Linked DNA regions of Homo sapiens: all the other regions are linked to region 5. Evidence: chromatin loops called from intact Hi-C (ENCODE). Cell type or tissue: heart right ventricle. All regions are shown on one strand. Region 1 overlaps MACF1 (microtubule actin crosslinking factor 1). Region 2 overlaps MACF1 (microtubule actin crosslinking factor 1). Region 3 overlaps MACF1 (microtubule actin crosslinking factor 1). Region 4 overlaps MACF1 (microtubule actin crosslinking factor 1). Region 5 has its middle 26 kb from the start of PABPC4-AS1. Region 6 has its middle 76 kb from the start of NDUFS5.

What was found. A loop is a pair of places that touch in the nucleus more often than their neighbours do. Peaks named below come from ENCODE experiments on the same cell type or tissue, not always from the same donor. Only the 100,000 strongest peaks of a DNase experiment are listed, where the experiment ranks them.
Region 1: a loop joins it to region 5, with 2.5 times the contacts of the local background. A loop is called at or near these places in 9 of 110 quality-filtered maps.
Region 2: a loop joins it to region 5, with 2.1 times the contacts of the local background. A loop is called at or near these places in 29 of 110 quality-filtered maps.
Region 3: it touches region 5 in a loop (2.1-fold over the local background); 3 of 110 quality-filtered maps call a loop at or near these places.
Region 4: a loop joins it to region 5, with 2.4 times the contacts of the local background. A loop is called at or near these places in 28 of 110 quality-filtered maps.
Region 6: a loop joins it to region 5, with 2.3 times the contacts of the local background. A loop is called at or near these places in 69 of 110 quality-filtered maps.

The regions. Positions count from the first base shown.
Region 1 is chr1:39,353,150-39,357,149 of GRCh38, forward strand. It overlaps MACF1 (microtubule actin crosslinking factor 1), which reads left to right. Exons shown (of 101, transcript NM_001394062.1): 44 at 1-82. Among named protein-coding and RNA genes, the nearest start is that of BMP8A, 140 kb to the right of the region's middle. In heart right ventricle, no CTCF peak of the experiment used is centred here; no DNase peak of the experiment used is centred here.
Region 2 is chr1:39,482,952-39,486,951 of GRCh38, forward strand. MACF1 (microtubule actin crosslinking factor 1) reads left to right here. Exons shown (of 101, transcript NM_001394062.1): 100 at 1,650-1,779; 101 at 2,587-4,000. The coding sequence ends at 2,843. Among named protein-coding and RNA genes, the nearest start is that of BMP8A, 6.7 kb to the right of the region's middle. In heart right ventricle, no CTCF peak of the experiment used is centred here; no DNase peak of the experiment used is centred here; H3K27ac peaks cover 1,211 bases.
Region 3 is chr1:39,313,229-39,317,228 of GRCh38, forward strand. MACF1 (microtubule actin crosslinking factor 1) reads left to right here. Exons shown (of 101, transcript NM_001394062.1): 27 at 2,285-2,463; 28 at 3,163-3,301; 29 at 3,986-4,000. Among named protein-coding and RNA genes, the nearest start is that of MACF1, 110 kb to the left of the region's middle. In heart right ventricle, no CTCF peak of the experiment used is centred here; no DNase peak of the experiment used is centred here; H3K27ac peaks cover 493 bases.
Region 4 is chr1:39,472,659-39,476,658 of GRCh38, forward strand. All of the region lies in intron 97 of MACF1 (microtubule actin crosslinking factor 1), which reads left to right. Among named protein-coding and RNA genes, the nearest start is that of BMP8A, 17 kb to the right of the region's middle. In heart right ventricle, no CTCF peak of the experiment used is centred here; DNase peaks (open chromatin) are centred at 2,351 and 3,067; H3K27ac peaks cover 1,414 bases.
Region 5 is chr1:39,537,214-39,541,213 of GRCh38, forward strand. It overlaps the pseudogene PPIEL. Among named protein-coding and RNA genes, the nearest start is that of PABPC4-AS1, 26 kb to the right of the region's middle. In heart right ventricle, CTCF peaks have their summits at 2,176 (motif pointing left) and 2,377; DNase peaks (open chromatin) are centred at 2,118 and 3,678; H3K27ac peaks cover 1,702 bases.
Region 6 is chr1:39,100,536-39,104,535 of GRCh38, forward strand. It overlaps a transcript of MACF1 not described here. Among named protein-coding and RNA genes, the nearest start is that of NDUFS5, 76 kb to the left of the region's middle. RefSeq lists enhancers at 2,167-2,216, 2,237-2,346, 2,460-3,015. In heart right ventricle, CTCF peaks have their summits at 2,170 and 2,370; a DNase peak (open chromatin) is centred at 2,336; H3K4me3 peaks cover 454 bases; H3K27ac peaks cover 2,180 bases.

The DNA of each region.
Region 1 (4,000 bases), 180 kb before region 5:
AGGAGCCTTGGACACCACTGATGGTTACATGGGGGTGAATCAAGCCCCAGAGAAACTGGACAAGCAATGTGAGATGATGAAGGTAAGGGTGTTAGCTTATCCTCACTATGCTAGAGAAATCTCTCCTGCCCTGAGCAAGTAACCACAATCACCTTGCCCCTAAATCCAGTGAGCACTTCTCAGTTTGTATCTTCTTTGATGTCTCAGCAGCTTTGACACTGTTGGCCACTCCTCTTGAAATACTTTCTCCCTTGGTTTCCATAATACTACTCTGCCCTGACCATCTTTCTTACTTTCCTCTGGCCAGGTTTTCAAATACTGATGTTTCCAGGTGTATCCTAGGCCCTCTTTTTATCTTTCAGAACATACTTTCCTTGGGCAGTCTCATCTACTCACAACACTGTAATTGCCATTTGCACTAATGAATTCTGTGTATGCATTTCCTTCCAGCCCTGATTTCTGTCCCGAGCTTCAAAACGGTATATAAATCTGTCTGCCTATTTGCAACTTGGGCCCATAAGCACATCAGCCTGAAAATGGAACTCCTATTTCCTATGATACTCCTCCCACAATTAAACATTCTCTTTCCTTTATTCCCACTTCATTGTCTGAACTGGACATCATCCTAGATTCCATTCTCTCTCTCACTCTCCTATGTCAAATCAGTCATCAAATCTTATGGTAATTATATTTCTTTCAAAGTCAGCTATACTTCTTCATCTTTATTGAGATATTATTGTAGTTTAGAACCACTGTCTGCTTTCACTGTTATTATTATAGTAGCTTCTACTGGTCTTCTTGCCTCTTGGTTTTTACCTTCCAGTCCATTCTCCTTACTACTAAGGAATCTTTCTAAAATGCCATATCCTTGCTTAGCCCTTTTTATGGTTCCCTGTTGCCCTCAAGATTACCTGGTTAACTCTCCTCTCAGCCCCTACCCACTGGGATCTAGTCTACTTATTTGGCCTTATCTGTCACCTTCCTTTATACTTGAGCATCTGCTTATATTGATTCCTTTCAGTTTATTGGCTAAACTGTGCTCTCACTTTCCTCTGGGCCTTTACATGCTCTTGGAACTTACTTGCTTCTCCATTGCATAAAGTAACGGAGGGGGCCCAGCTATTTGTTAATTTTTACTCATTCTTCAGATCTCAGCTTAGAGTTCACTTCCTCTAGGAAGCCCTTAATTCACCACCACTCACCAAAGTTAGGGTATATATTCCCCCATATGCTCTTCTTTCTTTTCTTTTATTTATTTATTTATTTATTTTTTGAGACAGAGTCTTGCTCTGTTACCCAGGCTGGAGTGCAGTGGCACGATCCCAGCTCACCGCAACCTCCATCTCCTGGAGTCAAGCAATTCTCATGCATCAGCCTCCCAAGTAGCTAAGATTACAGGCATGTGCCACCATGCCTAGCTAAGTTTTGTATTTTTAGTAGAGATGGGGTTTCACTATGTTGGCCAGACTGGTCTCAAACTCCTGACCTCGGGTGATTTGCTCACCTCCCAAAGTGTTGGGATTACAGGTGCCCAGCCTATAAGTTCCTCTTATACCCTTTCCTACTTTGTAGCATTTCTCATTCGATATTGTTTTGTTGTCTGTATTGCCCTCTAGATGCTAGGCTTGAAAACGCACACTGTTTCTTACAGGCTGCCTGTTCTGTAACAAAACAAAACAAAAAAGCAGAAGTCACTTCTTACTGTTTATTTCTACTCATTTATTTATTCATTTAGTAATTACTGAATAGCTGCCATATGCCAGGAATTAGAAATAAGCCAGTGAGCCAACCAAGTAAACCATCTTCAAGGGCATCAACTGGCATATACAGGCACATTCTATTGAATGATTGAAAGAAGATTACATATTTAGGACACTTACAACACATGGATCATATATTTTAGTGGTGACACCTTTATAGAAAAAATATTGGCTTAGCTGGAATACTTGTGTTCAGTGGCCTTTGTGGACCATTGTCATATTTTATATTAATAGGATTTCTGCCTCTTGCATGACGCTTTTCGAAGGTCCATTATACTGTGTCCCCCAAAGCCCTGGTAGTCTTATAAGAGGACAGAGCAAAAATGGTTCTGCTGTCATAGGGCTCCTCTGACACCTTTTGCTGGCAGCAGTCAACCTAATGAAGTGGTATCTCCATTCTAGGAAGGAAACTGCCTTATAGGTAGATGAGTTGGAAGGTGAGAATGAAGGACACCTAGGTGATATACAGACAAGGTTGTAGTACCGCTCCCACTTCACTATCTAATTGAGCAAGATATATTTGTCATTCCAGCTTTCTTTTTTTCTTCTGCTTTTTTTTTTTTTTTTTTTTTTTTTGAGACGGAGTCTCACTCTGTCACCAGGCTGGAGTGCAGTGGCACAATCTCGGCTCACTGCAACCTCTGCCTCCCGGGTTCAAGCCATTCTCCTCCTCAGCTTCCTGAGTAGCTGGGATTACAGGTGCACGCCACCACACCCAGCTAATTTTTGTATTCTTAGTAGAGACGGGGTTTCACCATGTTGGCCAGCATGGTCTCGATCTCTTGGCCTCGTGATCCACCCGCCTTGGCCTCCCAAAGTGCTGGGATTATAGGCGTGAGCCACTGCGCCCAGCTTTTTTTTATTTTTTAAAGACATGAGGCCTCACTTTGCCACCCAGGCTGAAGTGCAGTGGTACGATCATAGCTCACTGTAACAGGTGTGGACTCACCATGCCTCATTAATTTTTTTTTAAGAGACAGTCTTGCTATGTTGTTGCTCAGGCTGGTCTCAAAAACCTAGCTTCAGTGATACTCCTGCATCAGCCTCCTAGTCACTCAGCTTTCTTGAAATGATGTGGGAAGCTGAGGCTATCAGGTTGTTGTTGATACAGGCTAAAACTAGACGATGATCTGTAGTCCTTCTCTAAGTAGTGGCATAAACAGTATAGGTAGTAAGGAACACTGACAACTCCCACTGTCTTCTAGATTCAGGAAGAACATCCCAATATATGTTTCAAAACAAAAACTCACAGCTCTCCTCAAAGAACTCATATTCCATTGGAATAGAAAGAAGGTCTATGTATAAGCACATAGACACAGTACATACAAATAAAAAGTACAAATTACTTATTATTACCCAGAAATACAGTTTAATCTCTAATTATTGAATTAATTTTCCATGGCTTTTCCTAGTAGGGACAGTCTTCATGGACACATGAGTGACATATTTCACAGTTAAGAACTTGCATTTTTTTTTTTTTTGAGATGGAGTCTCAAGTCTGTTGCCAGGCTGGAGTGCAGTGGCAGGGTCTTGGCTCACTGCAATCTCTGCCTCCCAGGTTCAAGCAATTCTCCTGCCTCAGCCTCCCAAGTAGCTGGGATTACAGGCACTTGCCACCATGCCCAGCTAATTTTTGTATTTTCTGTAGAGACAGGGTTTCACCATATTGGCCAGGATGGTCTCAATCTCTTGACCTTGTGATCTGCCAGCCTCGGCCTCCCAAAGTACTGGGATTACAGACATGAGCCACCATGCCTGGCCAAACTTACAATTTTTATATTGTCACATGTATGATTTATTCAGCTACCCTTCCACTAATGTAGATGATTATTAGTTGTCCATTTGTACAGTTTAGCGAAGAGAGTCAGGTTTGAGTTGCAGTTCTGTTCGTTAACAAACTGCATGACCTTAGTCAAGATATATAACGTCTTTTTGGTATTCACTTACTCTTAATATGGGTATTATATTGTCTACCTACATTATAGGTCGTGCCACAAAGCAAATGAGATAATACATGTAAAATCTCTTTGAAAACCATAAAGTCCTATACGTGTCAGTTCAGAGGGGATTAGCATGTGGCATACTGTTTAGAGAGTGACTGATATTGGTGATTTCTGAGCAGTTGGAAAAGTGATCTATTGAGTAGAGGTAGAGACCTCTCCCTACTTCTAGCTTATAGGTAGATGGTCCTTGAAGATTATAAGTACAACTTAAGAGTCAGCATCTAAATTAAAGGGCTA
Region 2 (4,000 bases), 54 kb before region 5:
AAAAATACAAAAATAAGCCAGCCACTAGGGAGGCTGAGGTGGGAGGATTGCTTGAGCCTGGGAGGTCGAGGCTGCAATGAGCCATGAAGTATGCCACTGTGCTCCAGTCTGGGTGATGGAGCAAGACTCTGTCTCAAAAAAAAAAAAAAAAAAAAAAAAAACACCCACACATTTAAAATACTCTTTTTCCTCCAGTTAAGCCTACTATCTAAAAAACCAAAAAAAATCACTCAAATAGGAAACATAGCACCTATTGGTAGCAGTGATAATAATATGTAGCTCTTTTCCAGTTTGGGAAATGCTTCTATTCATCATTTATTCATGCAAGTTTTTATTGAGTTCCTCTTCTGTGCTGTGCAGAACACAGGAAGCAGGGGAGAGAATAGAAGTGTACAAGCAGTGTTCTGAGTAGTGAGACAAGACCTCTCTACTAAGGTCATCCTTTCAATAGAGCCCCTGCAGGGAATGAGGGGGTGAGCCACACGTGTATCTGGGGTAGGCTTGGGGTGTGGTGATTGTGCAACAACAGTCCAGGCAAAATGAACAGCAAGGGGACAAGACTGGTGGACCCTCACTGGGCCATTGGTGGAACAGCAAGGAAGCTAGTGTGGCTGGGATGGACTGATGAGGAGTGTGGTAGAAATGAAGTCAAAGAGGCAGGATTTAATCCCTGATTTCCCAAGAGAGAAGCAAAGACACAGGTGTTAATTTCAATCAGTCCTGGAACCCAGACTCAAACCCAGGTCTCCTGGTTCTTCATGCACAGACTTGTTCCTGATGTCTCAGTCCCACAGTCGTGTGCTTCTCATAGTTTATTTGATCCACAAGTTAAGTAATTTTATCTGCATTTTACCAGTAAGGATAATGACTAAAAGATCTTACTAAAGTTACTGCACCTACTTAGTGTTAAGAGATTGGGGCCAGGTGCGGTGGCTCACACCTGTAATCCTAGCACTTTGGGAGGCTGAGGTGGGCAGATCACAAGGTCAGGAGATCGAGACCATCCTGGCTAACACGGTGAAACCCCGTCTCCACTAAAAAATACAAAAAAATTAGCTGGACGTGGTGGCGGGTGCCTGTAGTCCCAGCTACTTCGGAGGCTGAGGCAGGAGAATGGTGTGAACCCAGGAGGCAGAGCTTGCGGTGATCCGAGATTGCACCACTGCACTCCAGCCTGGGTGACAGAGCGAGACTCCGTCTCAAAAAAATAAAATAAAAAAAGATTGGAGTAATACTTGAATCTCCATATCAAATAGGTGGGCTAAAACTCATTTCAAATTTTTAACCCCAAAATCTTGATACCTAGTATTATTTGAATTTCTTTTTCCTTTACTCATTCACCATAATTGTTTGTTGTAACTATTGTATTCTTACTGAGGATTTTTTTTTTTTCATTTCTAGGGGAAATTAGTAAAACAAAAGGTATTTGAAGACATTTTGAAATTTTTATTTGGAACATAAAACTTTGATTTTGGGAATTATCAAAATATATGACCTAGGATACTTTAAGAGAAATCTTTGTTTTCCTGGACTTTTAATTTGCTTTTCAACTAAGCAAATATAAGGAGGTGTAAGGAGACCTTTTAAAGTTGAATTTCTGGCAAAGATTTTACCAAGTAAAATGTGACCTTTTTATTATTTTTTTTAAGGTTATCCCATCATCAGGTAGCAAGTTGAAACGACCAACACCAACTTTTCATTCTAGTCGGACATCCCTTGCTGGTGATACCAGCAATAGTTCTTCCCCGGCCTCCACAGGTGCCAAAACTAATCGGGCAGGTAAGTACCTGCCCCGTGACCTACAAGCCAGGCTGAGAATTTGGAAACAACAGCCTATGTGGAATGTTTCACTGCTCCCAAGGAGCGGGTAATGAGAGTGGCACTTAGTGTGATGCCCAGAAAGACAGACCTGCAGATGCTCAAGTGACCTTTACTTTTTCTGTCATTACAGCTAGCTTTAAGCTTTCCTTCTGAGATGAGATGCTTCCACAGCCAAAGCTGGGCCATGCGTTCTCATCAGAAATGATCACATTTGAGAGAATGTAAAAGGAAATGTGGGTCTTCCTCAGACACCAGTCCAGTGTTGGGATGAGCAGCTTGCTAGTAATTTTTCCAACACGTCATACTTACTATGGCTGCTGTTGAACCAAGAAAGGCAGGGGAAGATCACATCTGTTCTCCTGCTACTGTTCCTCATGGGAACCTAGGAATCTTCCTTCATTTCCTGGCTGGCTGCTTCCCCTCATTTTGCCTCTATCCATCCTGCCCATGGATTAGCCCGGCTGGCAGGCTCACCCACCTGTGCTGAGGTGGTTGAGCAACCTTGCTTGCCTCCACTTTGGGGCCATGGAAGGTGACAGTGCTGCTGATAGAGTGGCTTTCTAATCCCCAGGAGGCAGCTTCTCAAGTAGAATCACAAAGCCAGAAAAGGCTTCAGCAACTTCTGTATGGATGAGGAAACTGGGGTGCAGAAAGGCTGTGAGATTTGCTTAAGATCACACAGGATCAGAACCCTAGCTTCTGCTCACTTGTTCTTCCACCCCATGCCATCTCTATTAAGTCTGCTGTTTTATTCTTGAATTCCAGACCCTAAAAAGTCTGCCAGTCGCCCTGGGAGTCGGGCTGGGAGTCGAGCCGGGAGTCGAGCCAGCAGCCGGCGAGGAAGTGACGCTTCTGACTTTGACCTCTTAGAGACGCAGTCTGCTTGTTCCGACACTTCAGAAAGCAGCGCTGCAGGGGGCCAAGGCAACTCCAGGAGAGGGCTAAACAAACCTTCCAAAATCCCAACCATGTCTAAGAAGACCACCACTGCCTCCCCCAGGACTCCAGGTCCCAAGCGATAACACTGTCTAAGCACCCCCAAGCCACTATCCACTTTGAATCCTGCTCCATACATTGGGTGTATATTTATTCTGAACGGGAGAAGTTATATTGTTAAAAGTGTAAAAGAATAATTGTGTTATGAAGCTGCCTTATTTTTTTTCTTTTTGTAAGTTACTATTTTCATGTGAATATTTATGTAGATAAAATTTGCCTCCTGGTAACCCTGTAATGGATGGGGCCCAGAAATGAAATATTTGAGAAAAACAAGTGAAAAGGTCAAGATACAAATGTGTATTAAAAAAAAAAAAGCCTATTAATAGGGTTTCTGCGCGGTGCAGGGTTGTAAACCTGCTTTATCTTTTAGGATTATTCCTAAATGCATCTTCTTTATAAACTTGACTTGCTATCTCAGCAAGATAAATTATATTAAAAAAATAAGAATCCTGCAGTGTTTAAGGAACTCTTTTTTTGTAAATCACGGACACCTCAATTAGCAAGAACTGAGGGGAGGGCTTTTTCCATTGTTTAATGTTTTGTGATTTTTAGCTAAAGAGAGGGAACCTCATCTAAGTAACATTTGCACATGATACAGCAAAAGGAGTTCATTGCAATACTGTCTTTGGATATTGTTTCAGTACTGGGTGTTTAAAGGACAAATAGCTGCTAGAATTCAGGGGTAAATGTAAGTGTTCAGAAAACGTCAGAACATTTGGGGTTTTAAACTGATTTGTTGCTCCCTATCCAGCCTAGACACCAGTAACTCTTGTGTTCACCAGGACCCAGACCCTTGGCAAGGGATAGGCTCGTTGGTGACATTGTGAATTTCAGATTTGTTTTATCCACTTTTTTTGCTATTTATTTAAATGGTCGATCAACTTCCCACAAACTGAGGAATGAATTCCACGAGCCTGTTCTGAAAATGTGGACGTAAGACAAACACGTGCTCGTCCTTTAATGGAGTTCACCAGCACACTTGTTAACCAGTCCTGTTTGCTTTCGTCTTTTTTTGTGCGTAATAAAGTCAACTGACCAAGTGACCATGAAAAGGGGCTGTCTGGGGCTCCTGTTTTTTAGCTGCTGTTCTTCAGCTCCGACCATGTTGCTGTGTGATTATCTCAATTGGTTTTAATTGAGGCAGAAACTGAAGCTCTACCAATGAACTGTTTAGAAACAAGAC
Region 3 (4,000 bases), 220 kb before region 5:
GTGTGTCATATAAGGATACATATGACATTACTGGTGATGTTAATTTTCATCTCTGGTTCCTATTTTCCCTTTGTAATTACTGAGTATCCTATGGGGAGGTACTGGAGACAATGTAAATATCCTATTTTTCATCAAATTTTCACCAACTAGTTTTAGCATCCATTGTTAATTCTTGACTGAATCACTTCTTAGTATCATAGTTGCCAAAAGCTGCTTTTCTAATTCTGTCGTTCCTTCTACATAAAAAACATGTACATTCTATGGAAAAGGAAAAACCAGGCCTTCTTTCCTTTTCTGTAGTTTGTCTTCCTTCTCTCCCTCCCTCCCTTTTTTTTTCTTCCCTCCTTCCCTTGCTTTCTTCTTTCATTATTTATTTATGTCAATATATACTCATGGATTCTTATTTTATTCAATGGTGTGTAATTTGTTACTGTCATTGTTTTCATTGTTTTGATGCTCAAAATTTCCCAAAGTTAGCCAATGGAAGCCCCTTCAAGCTGGCTTTTTTGTCCTTTTAACATGTCCCCATCATTTTTTGAGTTATTTCCTTCTTTCTCTTTTTTTTAAATAGAGATGAGGTCTCACTATATTACCCAGGCTGGTCTCCAACTCCTGGCTTCCAGCAGTCCTCCTGCCTCAGCCTCCCAAAAGTGCTGGGATTACAGGCATGGGTCATGATGCCCATTGAAGTTCTTTCTTTTTGACAAAATAAGATCTTCCAGGTTCATCTTGCTTTTTCCAGTCTCAACCCTGGAAATCAACTGTTTCTCCAAGGAGTTCTGATTCTTTTGGGCAGAGAATATTATTTAGAAACTAAGATCTGGGTACCAAATGTATTCATTGTTGTTGGAGTATTATTGCTTATAGGCCCACTTAGCAGACAGAGCTAGAAAACATAGGCCGGGTGTGGTGGCTCACGCCTATAATCCCAGCACTTTGGGAGGCCAAGGCAGGTGGATCACCTGAGGTCAGGAGTTGGAGACCAGCCTGGCCAACATGGTAAAACCTCGTCTCTACTAATAATACAAAAATTAGCCAGGCATGGTGGCGTGTGCCTGTAATCCTAGCTACTTGGGAGGCTGAAGCAGGAGAATCATTTGTACCCGGGAGGCGGAGGTTGCAGTGAGCTGAGATCGTGCCATTGCACTCCACCCTGGGCAACAAGAGCGAAACTCTGTCTCAAGAAAAAAAAAAGAAAACATATATTTACAAATATATATATGCATACACACACACACACGTGTTACATATACACACATATACATGTACGTAAGTTTACAGATATAGATCAATATATTTATTGATCTCTCAATTTCTCTTTCTCTCTCTCTCTCTCTCTCTCACACACACACACACACACACACACACACACACACACACAAATTCATATGTATTTGTCTCCCCATCCAGTTCCCAACCCATAGCACAGGGATTATTCTAGCCTCTTTCCATATTTTTAACCCCCTTCCCCAAGAGAGAAAAACCTGCTTTATGTTATCCACAGTATATTTACTTATTGTTCAGTCCTAGCATTTACAGATAGTAGTTTCAGAATTGTTAACTCACTGCAGTAAACAAACCTACCAAACTAGAGTTTAACATTTATTTATAGTTCCTTATGTCTTTAGCCTAAAGGTATATCTATAGTTCGAATACTGAGTTCAGAAATTGCTTGTGTGTGTTCTTACCCTTTCTTCCCCTTCAGTGTGATTATGTTATTTATCTGAAATACAGTTAGGCTTATATATTTCTGTTGTGTTCCATTTGAGAGCCACCCTTAAATTTTCCTTATTTATTTCTTTACAAGAATGTAAAACATTAACATGGTTCTAAAAGTCAAATCTATACAAAAAGAAGTGTATTCCCCTCTAGCTAGTCCTTTTATCCCCTTTGCCTTCCTTCGATCCTTTCAATTCCATCCTTTTCATCTCATTAGTTTCTGGTTATCCTTTCTGTCTGTCTCTTTGTATAAACATATACACATATATTTTCTCATTTTCCCTTCTTTTATATACAAAATATAACATGCTATAGATACTCTGTTGACTTTGCTTTTTCTGCTTAAAAATATATCCTAAAACCACTTAATTCACAGAAATCTTTCTCATTTCATTTACAGCTGCATAATTCTCCATCGTATGTCTGCTTCATAGTTTATTCAACCAGCCTCCTATATATGGGCATTTAGGTGGTTTCCAATATTTAGCTATTACAAATGTGGACTTCTTTCTACCTTTTTTGTTCAATTCTGTCTCCCTCTTTATGTGTGTCTTGTTCCTGGCAGCACACCCAGGAGGATTTACAGCAATTGAGGTCAGACTTGGATGCAGTTTCTATGAAATGTGACAGCTTTCTCCATCAGTCTCCATCTAGTTCAAGTGTCCCAACTCTGCGCTCAGAACTGAATCTGCTGGTGGAGAAGATGGACCATGTCTATGGTCTCTCTACTGTATATCTGAATAAGTGAGTGAGCTGAGGTTTTGGGTCCAAGAGCAATATTTTCCATTGGGATAAGAAAGAGAAAGGCTTAAAGTATTTCATGAATAATACAGAGAGATTATAGATCCTGAAGAGCATATACTGATAATGAGAGGTCTTGGCTTCAGTTCCTAGTAACATTAAGTAGGTTCATTTGGACTGCAGTGAAGAAGTGCCAGTGATATGAAAGGGGAATTAATTTGCAGTGTTGGGACTATGATTTACCTCACTTCTGTTTGATTAAATATTTCTGAAAATAATACTTAATGGCATAAAGACAAAGGAAGAGACACTAAAGAATAAAAAGAAAAGTTTTTAGTTACACTAGGTATTAGACTTTGAAGGTCTTCCCTCTTCCCACCCATCTCTACCTATGACCTTGAAGAGTAGCGCATCTTAAACTCTTCATAGTGTAAAATGGGTTTCTGGCTTCATGCCTTTCTTCCATGAGTCCACCACATGTATGCATGTTCCAATGCCACTTAGAACTTTATTTTGAATTGGCTTAAATTGGCAGCATAAAAACCACATTTACTTGTTTTCACAAAACCCTGTCAACATCTAAAAATGGTGACATTGATTTTGGTTATTATGTTTTATGAACCTCTCTATAGCACTCCAGGTATATAACCCTGGCTCCTAAAATTCATGTGTTAATGAAGGAATGTGTATTTGTCCCCACAGGTTAAAGACAGTTGATGTTATAGTACGTAGCATACAGGATGCTGAACTCTTGGTCAAAGGTTATGAGATTAAGCTGAGTCAAGAAGAAGTAGTACTGGCAGATCTCTCAGCTCTGGAGGCCCATTGGTCGACATTACGGGTGAGTTGCTCTGAGTTTCTTAGGAGGTTGACCTAACATATTCATTGCTTTGGGTTAGCAGAGAAATGCAATTTTGGATGGCATGACACTGATTTAAATTTGCATTTGAATAAGGCAGAATGTCATTAAATATATTTTAATATGTATTCAAAGAAGAAGGGACTGAGAAGTATGTCTAGCTAGAAAGGGAAGAGAAAGGACTAGGTTTTTCTATTTATTTTTTCCCTTTTCACCTTAATAAAATCATGGATTAATTGGATACAGTCAGTGGTTGTGCCATAAGTTTATAAATCACTTAGCTGTTATCTAATTTGATTCTCACAAGCCACTCTGTGAGGTGGACAAGAAGAGATTTTTCTCTCCATTTACAGATGAGAAAACCAACACTTACTCTGGCTAAATGACTTATTTTGGTTTCATATGTTATAAGTGGTGAAGCCAGGTTTCAAACACAAGTTCTATGCACATTTCTCTATAGAGTACTGCCTGTCCTTGGCATCCCAGTGTGTATCAGGAAAGCAGAGACCATGACATGTGGAGGCAGTCCTGGCACAAACATTCCAGGGCACAATCACATATACAATGTGGAAATAGCTGTAGACCGTGTCCTTGTTTCCCACCTTAGACTGACTCCTTTTTAGCATGGAAAGTATACAACCTGTTTCTGTACTTATGTTTCCACAGCACTGGCTTAGTGAT
Region 4 (4,000 bases), 65 kb before region 5:
TAATATTAGCTAGGCATGGCTTGGGATAAATTAATTATTCATTGGTCTCTTGACCGAGATGAGAGCACCAGAAATGTGGGAATTTTACTATTGTGAGCTTAAGAGCATAAGGACCAAGAAGATGGAAATTACAGAGAGAGGAAGGAAAATAAAAGGGAGAAGACAAGCCTCTAAAGCCCCAATTAAAGTAAGCCATTATTTTTCACTTGAGTTTAGACCTTCTTAATGAGGCCTCATGGAAGCGTGCAGGAGCTAGCTAACCACTGTTTACAGTCTCAGATTGCCTTAATGCCTATGTTGCGTGTCTTTGGCATGGCTGTAGTAACCTGGAAGGATGACGTTAGAGAATTGTTCACACGTCTTTGCATCTCTGGCCAGTGAAATACTATCCCAAGAGGTGACCATTGGCTGGAGATTTCCTTATGAAAACAGAGACTGTCTCATTATGTTTATTTGTTTCGTTATGACGTGTAAGCGTACCCTGAGAAAATTATGAACTGTATTTTCCCAGCATCCTGCATGCACCCAGCTAGGAAAGCAAGTGAGACACCCTTTGGGCCCTCAGCAGTCATTTAATGAGGCGTTACAATGTACCTACCTCATGGTGGCCTCTGGGGCTAACAGGGTCATGATATAGGAGATCAGCATAGGATCCTGTGATAGAATTAAACAGGTCCTCAGATCACAAAATGCAAAGGTTGCTGTTAACATGGGATAATCTTCCTTCTTGTAGTATCTTTCTTATGGAAAGCTATTCTATCTGCTCTTTTAAATTGCTTTAATATTCTATATATAGTAGGTGTTGGCAGTCACAAATTTAACTTTGTGGTTTCAGTCATGAAAATTCATGGATTTGCATTTGTTTCTGCTGTGCAAGAGAGCCGGTCACACAGCGAGAGAGTGAGCCCCACTGGCCACTGACTCCTCACTTTAACACAGCTTGGTGCTTCTGTTCTTCATCCCCGTGAAATAATGAGCACTTCTCAATGGAAGCACTTAGTGAGTTCATGAAGGTTGCGAGATCCATTCCTTGAAACTGTTGAGAGACTTGTTTTCAGAGGCTATTTCAGAGAAACAGAGGCTACTCTGTTTCACACATACTTACTGAAACCCTAAATGCAAGCCTCGCACTGGGATCCAAAGGTAAATTAAGATGATGGTCCCTGCCTGCAGAAGCTCTCAGCCTAGTGCAGGGAACAAACATGTGAATACATGCCCTTCTATTTGGTAAAATGAATGGTTGAGAGAGCAAGAGGGGAAGAGATGACTCTGCCCATGAAGATGGAGAAGGTATCAGGAAAAGGACATAATTGGGCTGGGCATAGTGGCTCACGTGTACAATCCCAACACTTTGGGAGGCCTAGTAGGGAAGATCACTTCAGGCCAAGAATTTAAGACCAGCCTGGGCAACATAGCAAGACCCCATCTCTGTTTTAAAATAAAATACAGGCCGGGTGCAGCAGCTCATGCCTGTAATCCCAGCACTTTGGGAGGCCGAGGCGGGCAGATCATGAGGTCAGGAGTTCAAGACCAGCCGGGCCAATATGGTGAAACGCTGTTTCTACTGAAAATATAAAAAAATTAGCCGGGCATGGTGGCATGACCCTGTTGTCCCAGCTACTCGAGAGGCTGAGGCAGGAGAATCGCTTGAACCCAGGAGGCAGAGGTTGCAGTGAGCCGAGACTATGCCACTGCACTCCGTCCTAGGCAATAGAGGGAGACTCTGTCGCAAAAAATAATAATAAATAAATATATGGCCAGGCACAGTGGCTCACACCTGTAATCCTAGCACTCTGGGAGGCTGAGCCGGGCGGATCACCCGAGGTCAGGAGTTCAAGACCAGCCTGGCCCACATGGTGAAACCCTGTCTCTACTAAAAATACAAAAATTAACGGCCTGGTGGTGTACACATGTAACCCCAGCTACTCGAGAGACTGAGGCAGCAGAATCACTTGAACCGGGGAAGCGGAGGTTGTGGTGAGCTGAGATTGTGCCACTGCACTCCAGCCTGGGCAACAGAACAAGACTCCATCTCAAAAAATAACTAAATAAAAATAAATGTTTGTGTGTGTGTATAAGTGTATGTGTGTATATACTGCGCTCCAGCCTCAGCGACAGAGTGAGACTGTATCTCAAGAAAAAAGGTTTTGAAAAAGGAAAAGGAGGTGTTGCTTCAGCCACATCTTAAAGGAGGTAACACTTGACCAGAAGGAAAAGGGATCTGGATGTTCTTGGTACAGAAACCACAAGTTCATATGAACAGAAGTGTCAACAGCTGAAAAAGTAAGGGGACAAGTAGTCCCATGGGACTGCAGCCAAATGTACAAGGTTAGCGACCAGATAAGACTCTGGACGGGTCAGCAGGAGGGGCCAGGTGATGGATGCCAGACCACTGGGTCCTGGGTACTTACCACATTGTGCTTCCTAGTCCCCAAGATGTGGTCCTCAAAAAAACGAAAAGTCACGGTCAAATGAATTTGGGAGATGCCAAGTTAAAGCTCTCCCAAGCAGGGAAATATAGAGGACCAAACCCCTTTTGTAGGAAAACCCTAGAAAACCTCACTTGGGGAATTCTGCTATAAGCAGTGAAACACCATGGAAGGATTCTGAGCTGTTGACAACAGATTTTCATTTAGAAATTCATTCTGCAAAATACAAAAATTAGCCAGGCAAGGTGGTACATGCCTGTAGTCCCAGCTACTTGGGAGGCTGAAGTCAGGGGATCACTTGAGCCTGGGAGGTCAAGGCTACAGTGAGCCATGTTTGTGTCACTGCACTCCAGCCTGGGTGACAAAGTGAGACCCTGTCTCAAAAAAAAAAAAAAAAATGCATTCTGCAGAATGAGAAAATGAGTGAGGGCTGGGTGGGTGGTGAGATGAGAAACAAGGAGACCAGTAGGAAGGCTGCTACAGTTACCCAGTGGGGAGGAGGTGCTCCATGAAACACCTGAGTACAAGGGGGCATGCACAGGCTCAGGGATTCAAGAGGCATTTGAAGGTAGAATCAATAGACTGAACTGCCCTTGGGAGGGAGAGACCTACGTTGGTGCCAGGGTTTTGGTTCCTGACTCTGGTCATGCCTAATCAGTTGCTGGATATAACTTCTGGCATCCAGCAGGAAGGCCTGCCCTACTAATATATTTGGAGTTGGGTGTGACTATAATGGTAGCACTGAAGCCTCAGTGGATGAGCTCATCACCAGGTCAAGTCTAAGGGGAGAACAGGACTGTGGACAGACCCAGCAGACATCCATGTTTTAGAAGTGGGCAGGGAGGAGTGGTCAGCAAGGGAGCAGGCGTCCTTGAAGCCAGGGGAGGACAGGGTTTCAAAAACAAGAGAGCAGTGTGTAGTAACCCTCCACATGCAAGTTACAACAGCAGAGAGATGTTTTTACCTAACAAATTGTCAGACTTTTTTCCTGTATGTACTCATGCTCATAGCACAATAATTGGCCAGAATGAAGTAAATTTAATATACTCATATTATTTTGGAGAGTGTATGCTAGTAAAACATTTTGGAATCAGCTGGCATCTATCAACCTTGACACATGGTTGACATTCATCAGTTGATGTTTTTACCTTAGGTATGCATCCTTTCTCCCCAGAAAATCTACATGTAGATATTTATCCTAGGCTGGGCGCGGTGGCTCATGCCTGTAATCCCAGCACTTTGGGAGGCCGAGGCGGGCAGATCACGAGGTCAGGAGATGGAGACCATCCTGGCTAACATGGTGAAACCCCATCTCTACTAAAAATACGAAAAATTAGCCAAGCGTGGTGGCCACGCGCCTGCAGTCCCAGCTACCCAGGAGGCTGAGGCAGAAGAATCACTTGAACCCAGGAGGCGGAGGTTACAGTGAGCCAAGATTGGGCCACTGCACTCCAGCCTGGGCAACAGAACAAGACTCTGTCTCAAAAAAAAAAAAGAAAGAAAGAAATTTATCCTAAGGAAATATCGTGGATACATGCAAAATGTTTTACAAATTGTCACAGCATTGGCTA
Region 5 (4,000 bases):
TCTGAAGGAGGTGATGTCTGAGTTCAGTCTAAAAGGCCTGGGGCCAGGCACCGTGGCTCACGCCTGTAATCCCAGCACTTTGGCAGGCCAAGGCAGGAGGATCACTTGAGTCCAGGAATACAAGACCAGCCTGGGCAACAGAGAAAAATCCCATCTCTACAAAAAATTTAAAACTAGCCAGGTGTGGTGGCATGTATCTATAAGTCCCAGCTACTTGGGAGGCTGAGGCAGGAGGATTGCTTGAGCCCAGGAGGTTGAGGCTGCAAGTGAGCCAAGATCATGTCACAGCACTCCAGCTTGGGAGACAGAGCAAGACTCTGCCTCAACAACAACAAAACAAACAAATAAAAAGCCTGGGTTTGCCAGGGGACTAGGGGGCGTAGGATAAGGAGCTACATCTCGTTGTGGCAATAAGAAACCCCCCTCTTCATGGCTGGGCCTCTAGACTGGGTACGCCCTTCATATGAGGACCATGTCCTATTCTACTCTTTTTGTTTGTTTTTTGAGACATGATCTCACTCTGTCATCCAGGCTGGAGTGCTGTGGCCCAATCATAGCTCACTGCAGCCTCAACCTCCCAGGCTCAAGCGATTCTCCCACCTCAGCCTCTCGAGTAGCTGTGACCAGGCACACACCACCATGCCCAGCTAATTTTGTAATTTTTGTAGAGACAGGGTTTTGCCATGTTGCCCAGGCTGGTGTCAAACTCCAGGGCTCAAGCAATCTGCCTGCCTAAGCCTAAAGTGCTGGGATTACAGGCACGAACCACCGCACCTGGCCCCATTCCACTCGATTCCCAGAGTCAATCAGGGAGCCTGGCACATAAAAAAGCAGCCTGTCAATAGCTTTTTTTTTGAGACGGAGTATTGCTCTGTCGCCCAGGCTGGAGTGCAGTGGCGTGATCTTGGCTCACTGTAACCTCTGCCTCCTGGGTTCAAGTAATTCTCCTGCCTCAGCCTCCCAAGTAGCTGAGACTACAGGCACCCGCCACCACGCCTGGCTAATTTTTTTGTATTTTTAGTAGGGACGGAGTTTCACCATGTTGGCCAGGCTGGTTTCTAACTCCTGACCTCAGGTGATCTGCCGGCCTCGGCCTCCCAAAGTGCTGGGATAATAGGCATGAGCCACCACGCACAACCAATAGCTTTTTAAAATAAATATTCAAATATTTATTGCATGCTTGCTGTGTGCCAGACACCGTTCCAGAATACAATGGTGAACAAGAAAGCCTAAGTCCTGCCCTCACGAGGCTGACATGGGAGAAAGGGAGACAGAAAATAAATAAGTAAAATAATAAATGTATAACACAATTTCAGGTAATAAGCGTAAGAAGAAAACTGAAGCTGATTAAAAAGAAGAGTGAGGTGGCAGGAAAGCCTGTTTTAGGGAGAGGTCAGGGTAGGCCTCTCAGCCAAGGGGACACATGGGTGGCATCTGAAGGAAGTGGGTGTGAACCATCTGGACAGTGGAGGAAGAACATTCCATGAGAGAAAAGGGCATGTGCAAAGGCCCTGAGGCAGGAGTGAGCTCAGCATGTCTGAGGAACAGCGAGACTGCCTATGGATGCAGAGGGCGAGGGGCAGCACATCCTAGGGGCACAGAGAGGTGCCAGGACCCAAGGTGGGTTAACCCTGTAGGACAGCGTCCCCACGCACAGCGCAGGATGGGTCAGCAGGAGGATGATGTGATCAGATTTATGATTAAAAACAATCACTCTGACTGCCAAGTGAAGATCAGACTATGAGGGTGAAGAAGCCAGGCTGGAAACAGGACTTGGTGGTCGTGGGGGAAGGGTGAAGAGTAGCTGGGCCAGGAGATGACCTGAAGTCAGATAGATGTGGCCTGCAGGTGATGCAGGAGTCCATGATGACGCCTAAGTTTCTGACCAAGCAGCTAAGTGGATGGTGGAGTCATTTACTGAAACAGGGAAAAGGGGGAGGAAGGGTGTGGGGGAGAAGGCCAAGGCCACATTTTGGACATGTGAAGTGTGAGATGCTCGTGGGATATCCAGCAAAGGTGAAAGGTAGGTGGTTGGACAGGAGTCTGGAGCTCAGGGAGCCATCAGCATGGTGACCCATGTGGACAAGCTTAACTCGGTGATTTCACTGAAAGTCCTGGGACTGGGCGGCGTGATTGCCCAGGGCATGGGTTCTCAGTGGTATCATACTGCCCCCTAGGGGCTACCAGAAACTGCAGTCTATTTTTGGTGGTCAGTAATACGGTGCTACTGGCATTGGAAGGAAGGGATCAGGGAGGGACTCTAGATGTCCTGCAGTCTCCTACGTAATGGAGAGTTACTCTAAATCCTGGACTTTCAAAAGCCCTGAATAACATTCATGTAGATAAGAAAAATCTATTTATAATGATCTGAGCCTACACCCTAACTCCATGTTCCATATAAATCCAAAGAATTATTTTTTTGTATCAAATTTTTCCAGAAATCAACCCATCCTGTCACTTTTCATTTCTTTTTGCTCAGAATTTTACCAAGAGATTTTTACTATTTCAAAACATCATGTTACTTTGATTCTGCCAAAACAACACACCTGAATCAGTCCACACTACTAAGTGCAGCTCTAGGCAGAAGTACACATGTTCAAGTACTTCATACATGTAGTTGCTTCCAAGCATTTGAATACTGAAATGCATATTATGTTATTACAAATTGTTTTCCTTTAATTTCCCTTTATATTACAACTATGAAATAATACTGTGGGGTTTTTCGTTTGAGACAGAGTCTCACTCTGTCACCCAGGCTGGAGTCCAAATGGTGCAATCTTGGCTCATTGCAACCTCTGCCTCCCCAGCTCAAGCCATCCTCCTACCTCAGCCTCCTGAGAAGCTGGGACTATAGGTGTTCACCAAGATGCCTGGCTGGTTTTTGTATTTTTTGTAGAGATGGGGTCTTGCCATGTTGCCCAGGCTGGTCTCAAACTCCTGGGCTCAAGCAATCCTCCCACCTCGGCCTCCCAAAGTGCTGGGATTATAGGCGTGAGCCACTGCACCCAGCCAATACCGTGTTTTTAATTAGGCATTCACTGGAAGGGTGCAGAGCTGTGACTTCCATCTCAGCACACTAGAGCATGAGCTGTAAGAGGCAGGTGCTAGGGTAAAAGGGTGAGAACTATTGAGGTAAAGAGTGAATACAGATACAGAAAAGCCATGGTGAGCACTGGGTCCCTCCAAAAATTTAGAGACTAGGAGGAGGAAGAGACAAGGGAAGAGACTGAGGGAAGACACCATGGGGCAAAAGGTAGGAGAAGAGGGAGGCCACCATTGTCACAGGAAGGCAAGCAGGCCAGGCAGGAGAGAATGATGCAGGCAGGGGAGTAGATCTGGCTGCAGGAAGACTAAATAGTTCTCTTCTGATTGTTTCTATAAATAAGCGACACCATCAGCTGAGAGGGAGAGTGTATGAAGCAATGCTGGAGGGCTGAGGAGTGAAGAAAAGGCGTGTTTTCCAGTCAGACGATGGATGACAAGTACCTCCAGCAATCTGGGAGGACCACTGGGCATTGCTCAAGGTGCCCTTAAGACCTGAGCTCCTCAACTCAAGAGGGACCAGATAGCTCAGGGCTGTGCTTTTCTCTAGCACACAGAGTTCTGCACTACGTAAGAAGGAGCACGAGAGAGGCAGCGGGATCCTTGGCAAGAGGAAGGAGAGTGCATGCAGCGACGGCGCGTGAGATGTGAGTGAGGCAACAGGGCAGTGTGGTGTGGGTGGATGGGCAGCGCATCTATGAGTCTAGGACACGTGCCAACCATGAAAAGCCCCAAAAGGATGACGTGCTGTCACATGAGGAAATCTGAATATGCACTGCAGTTGAGAGAATAGTATTGTAGCAGTGTTTGTTTTCTGATTTTGAGAACTATGTCCTGGTAACATTAAAAATACCCTGTTTCTTATGAAATACATGCTGAAGTATTTAGTGGTAGAGGAACATGAACTCTCCAACTTACTTTCAAATGGCTCTAAAAAAATACGCACTGTCTATAAAAA
Region 6 (4,000 bases), 440 kb before region 5:
CTGGTTCACTCATTCATGCATTTAATCAAAAATTTAGGCCGGGTGCGGTGGCTCATGCCTGTAATCCCAGAACTTTGGGAGGCTGAGGTGGGCAGATTACCTGAGGTCAGGAGTTTGAGACTAGCCTGGCCAACAAGGTGAAACCCCATCTCTACGAAAAATACAAAAATTAGCCGGGGGTGGTGGCAGGCGCCTGTAATCCCAGCTACTCGAGAGGCTGAGGCAGGAGAATGGCTTGAACTCAGGAGGTGGAGGTTGCAGTGAGCCCAGACTGCGCCATTGCACTCTAGCCTGGGTGACAGAGTGAGACTCCGTTGCAAATAAATAAATAAATTAAATTAAATTAAATAAAGTAAACAAATATACAAATGCACGCGCGCGTGTGTGTGTGTGTGTATGTATATTTTTAGAGACCAAATTTTGCCATGTTACCCAGGCTGGTCTTGAACTCCTGGGCTCAAGCGATCCTCCTGCCTCGGCCTCCCAAATTGTTGGAATTACAGGTGTGAGCCACCATGCATAGCATTAAAGAAATAGTTGGCCAGGTGCGGTGGCTCACGCCTGTAATCCCAGCACTTTGGGAAGCCGAGGTGGATGGATTACCTGAGGTCAGGACTTCAAGACTAGCCTGGCCAACAAGGTGAAACCCCATCTCTACTAAAAATACAAAAATTAGCTGGGCATGGTGGCAGGCGCCTGTAATCCCAGCTACTTGAGAGGCTGAGGCAGGAGAATCACTTGAACCCAGGAGGTGGAGGTTGCAGTGAGCCGAGATCACACCATTGCACTCCAGCCTGGGTGACAGAGCCAGACTCTGTCTCAAAAAAAAAAAAAATATGTATATATATATATATGTGTGTGTATATGTATATTTTTAGAGACCGAATTTTGCCATGTTGCCCAGGCTGGTCGTGAACTCCTGGGCTCAAGCAATCCTCTGGCCTCGGCCTCCCAAAGTGTTGGGATTACAGGTGTGAGCCACTATGCATAGCATTAAAGAAATAGTTGGCTGGGTGCGGTGGCTCACTCCTGTAATCCCAGCACTTTGGGAGGCCAAGGTGGGTGGTTCACGAGGTCAGGAGATGGAGACCATCCTGGCTAACACAGTGAAACCCTTTCTCTACTAAAAATAAAAAAAATTAGCTGGGCATGGTGGCGGGCGCCTGTAGTCCCACCTACTCGGGAGGCTGAGGCAGGAGAATGGCGTGAACCCGGGAGGTGGAGGTTGCAGTGAGCCGAGATCACGCCACTGCACTCCAGCCTGGGTGGTGACAGAGCGAGACTCCATCTCAAAAAAGAAAGGAAAGAAAGAAAGGGAGGGAGGGAGGGAAAGAAAGAAAAGAGAGAGAGAAAGAAAGAGGCTGGGCGCGGTGGCTCGCGCCTGTAATCCCAGCACTTTGGAAGGCCGATGCGGGCGGATCACGAGGTCAGGAGATCGAGACCATCCTGGCTAACACAGTGAAACCCCGTCTCTACTAAAAATACAAAAAATTAGCCGGGCGAGGTGGCGGGCGCCTGTAGTCCCAGCTACTCGGGAGGCTGAGGCAGGAGAATGGCGTGAACCCCGGGGGGCGGAGCCTGCAGTAAGCCGAGATCGCGCCACTGCACTCCAGCCTGGGCGACAGCGAGACTCCGTCAAAAAAAAAGAAGAAAAAGAAAGAGAGAGAGAGAGAGAGAAAGAGAGAGAGAAAGAAAAGAAAAGAAAGACGAAATAGTTAATGAGTGCCCTATATGTGCCAGATCAGTTGCTAGGTGCTAAGGATCCTGTGGTGAATTAGACGACAAACAGTCTCAGCCCTCAGGGAGCTTACGATTTAGTAAGGATGAGAGACACTGTACCATAACTTCAAGTGTGATGAGTATTACCAAAGGGTAGAGGAGGACCTATTAATTGGAGGCGGGGGGGGGGTCAAGGAAGGCTTTCCCCTGGGGAGTTTCAGCAGAAGCATGGGTAGGAGTGAGCCAGGCCAAAGGAGAGTGATGAAGGGTTATAATCTGGGAGGAAAGTCGGTTGGATGGCCCTGAGGCGAGATAACACATTAGAGGCGCTGAAAGAAATAGAAAGTGGCAGGGCTTTAGGGATAGGGGTATTTGATGAGGCTTTAATTGGGAGGACACCAAGGATAAAGGGCATTAATTTCCTTGTATTACTCTTCTCTTCCACTAGATGCCCTTCCGAGTACATCCTTCTGCTTCCCCCATTGCAGCCTTCTTAGAAATGCAGCAGCAGTCTCACCCATCAGGAGCAAAAGAAAATCAAAGACCAAAAGGAGAAAGCCTCAGAGCTTTTGCGACTGTGTGGTCTGGCTATAAATTTAGACTGTTGCTTGAAAGAAGCGAAAAACCTCCCCTTCATAGACTTCCTTCTTCCCATCCCCCCTGGCAGCCGCTTTGTTCCTCTAGCCTTGTAAAATTTTCTCTGTATAAAACAGGAACATCAGCCAAACATGTGGACTTCCCCACTTTCCATTCATTAGAAGAATGCATTATTTCAAAATCTCCTGGGAGCATTTAAATGCAAATTTTGTCAAGAAAGCAATTTGAGTCTTAGAGAAGCTCTCTAGCCACAACCTAAAGCAGAAGTTTCTTCTTTGATTTGTGTGTTTCTTAAAAGGAATCTCAACCCCTTGCCTTCTCCCTGCAACGCCCCCAGGTCTTCTCTGATTCTCACAGCGGACTCTTCCCCTTTTTGCCCCTGTTCTTTCTTCACCTTTGGCAAGCATCAGTCACACATCTTGAGGAACCTGCTCACAAAGTGGCGCGTGTAGCAGCCCCAGGTGGGAATGGAGGGACTTTTCTATGTAGTGTAATGGACATAAGGAGGCAGATGTCTGTGTGGGGGTGAGATGTCTGTGTGGAGGTGTTTGTATGCGTGATTTCTGTCTGGGCCTTCTTAGGCCTGCTGGTATAAAATAATATGGGAAATGCAGATGACTCAGCACTGACACAGTCAAGATCCCCAGAGTTAGCATTTCTATATTCTCTGCTGTTTACGAAAAATGTGCTTGTGCCATCAATCAGCAACTCATCCTGCATTTTCCGCTAAAAGCCTTTTACTGAAAAATGCATATACTTCAAACTTATTCCCCTTCTTTTTGTAAACTGAGCTCATTAGCAGCTGACACCAAACTGAGAACTAGTTTTGTTTGTTTGTTTGTTTTAGCACGGAGGATTAAACTGGAAGGAAATGAGCATTTGTCTAAGGATCCTCCCTGTCCTCTTTCAGGCCCTTCCCTGCATGATCTTCATGCCCACAACTTGGGCAGGCCAGCAAAACTTGATGGGAAAAGATATGATTAATGACTTGCTCACCTGATTTCTGATCAGGGTGTGGTGTGGAAACAACCAGCATGCACCTATTAGCGAAAAGCGTCATTTGTTTTACTTGTTACCAATGTGCTGAGCATTGACCAAAATACTTGGCACTACTCACAAGGTACAAAGACACCTTCCCTAGCCTGGGGTTAAGAAGTTTCTCCTTCAAACTCTTGAGAATGGGAACTGGAATGGAAGCCCAAGTCCCAATTTTGGTTGCTCAGTGTTGCATGAATTCTTTTTTTACTTGCTAATGTGCCCTTATTGTGAGATCAGCCAGTGTAACTTCTTACCCACAACCACCTCTCCAGACCTCCTGAAAAATCAAGCTAACAGGGGAGGATAACTGCTAAATGGGGGGTGGCGGGCACAACGTGTCACCTACATTGACCAGAGTTCTTCATTCACTGCTCATGGCTCCAGCGCACTCCATGAATATTGGGATTGAATGATACACAACCGAATGTTGGATCAAATGATGTTGGGAGCTCTGTCCTCAAAATGGCCCCTAATAAATCCCTACCCATATTTTCCAGTTTCCTTTCTTTACTCTTTCCTTTCCCCTGATGACAAAGAATAATTGGCTTCCCCTTTTCTTCCCTGACCAGCTATGCTCCAGAGTCCTTTCTTTGTTCCCTAACAGTCCTGGTTCCGTCTCAGGTTCCCACATTTCTCCCTTTTGATC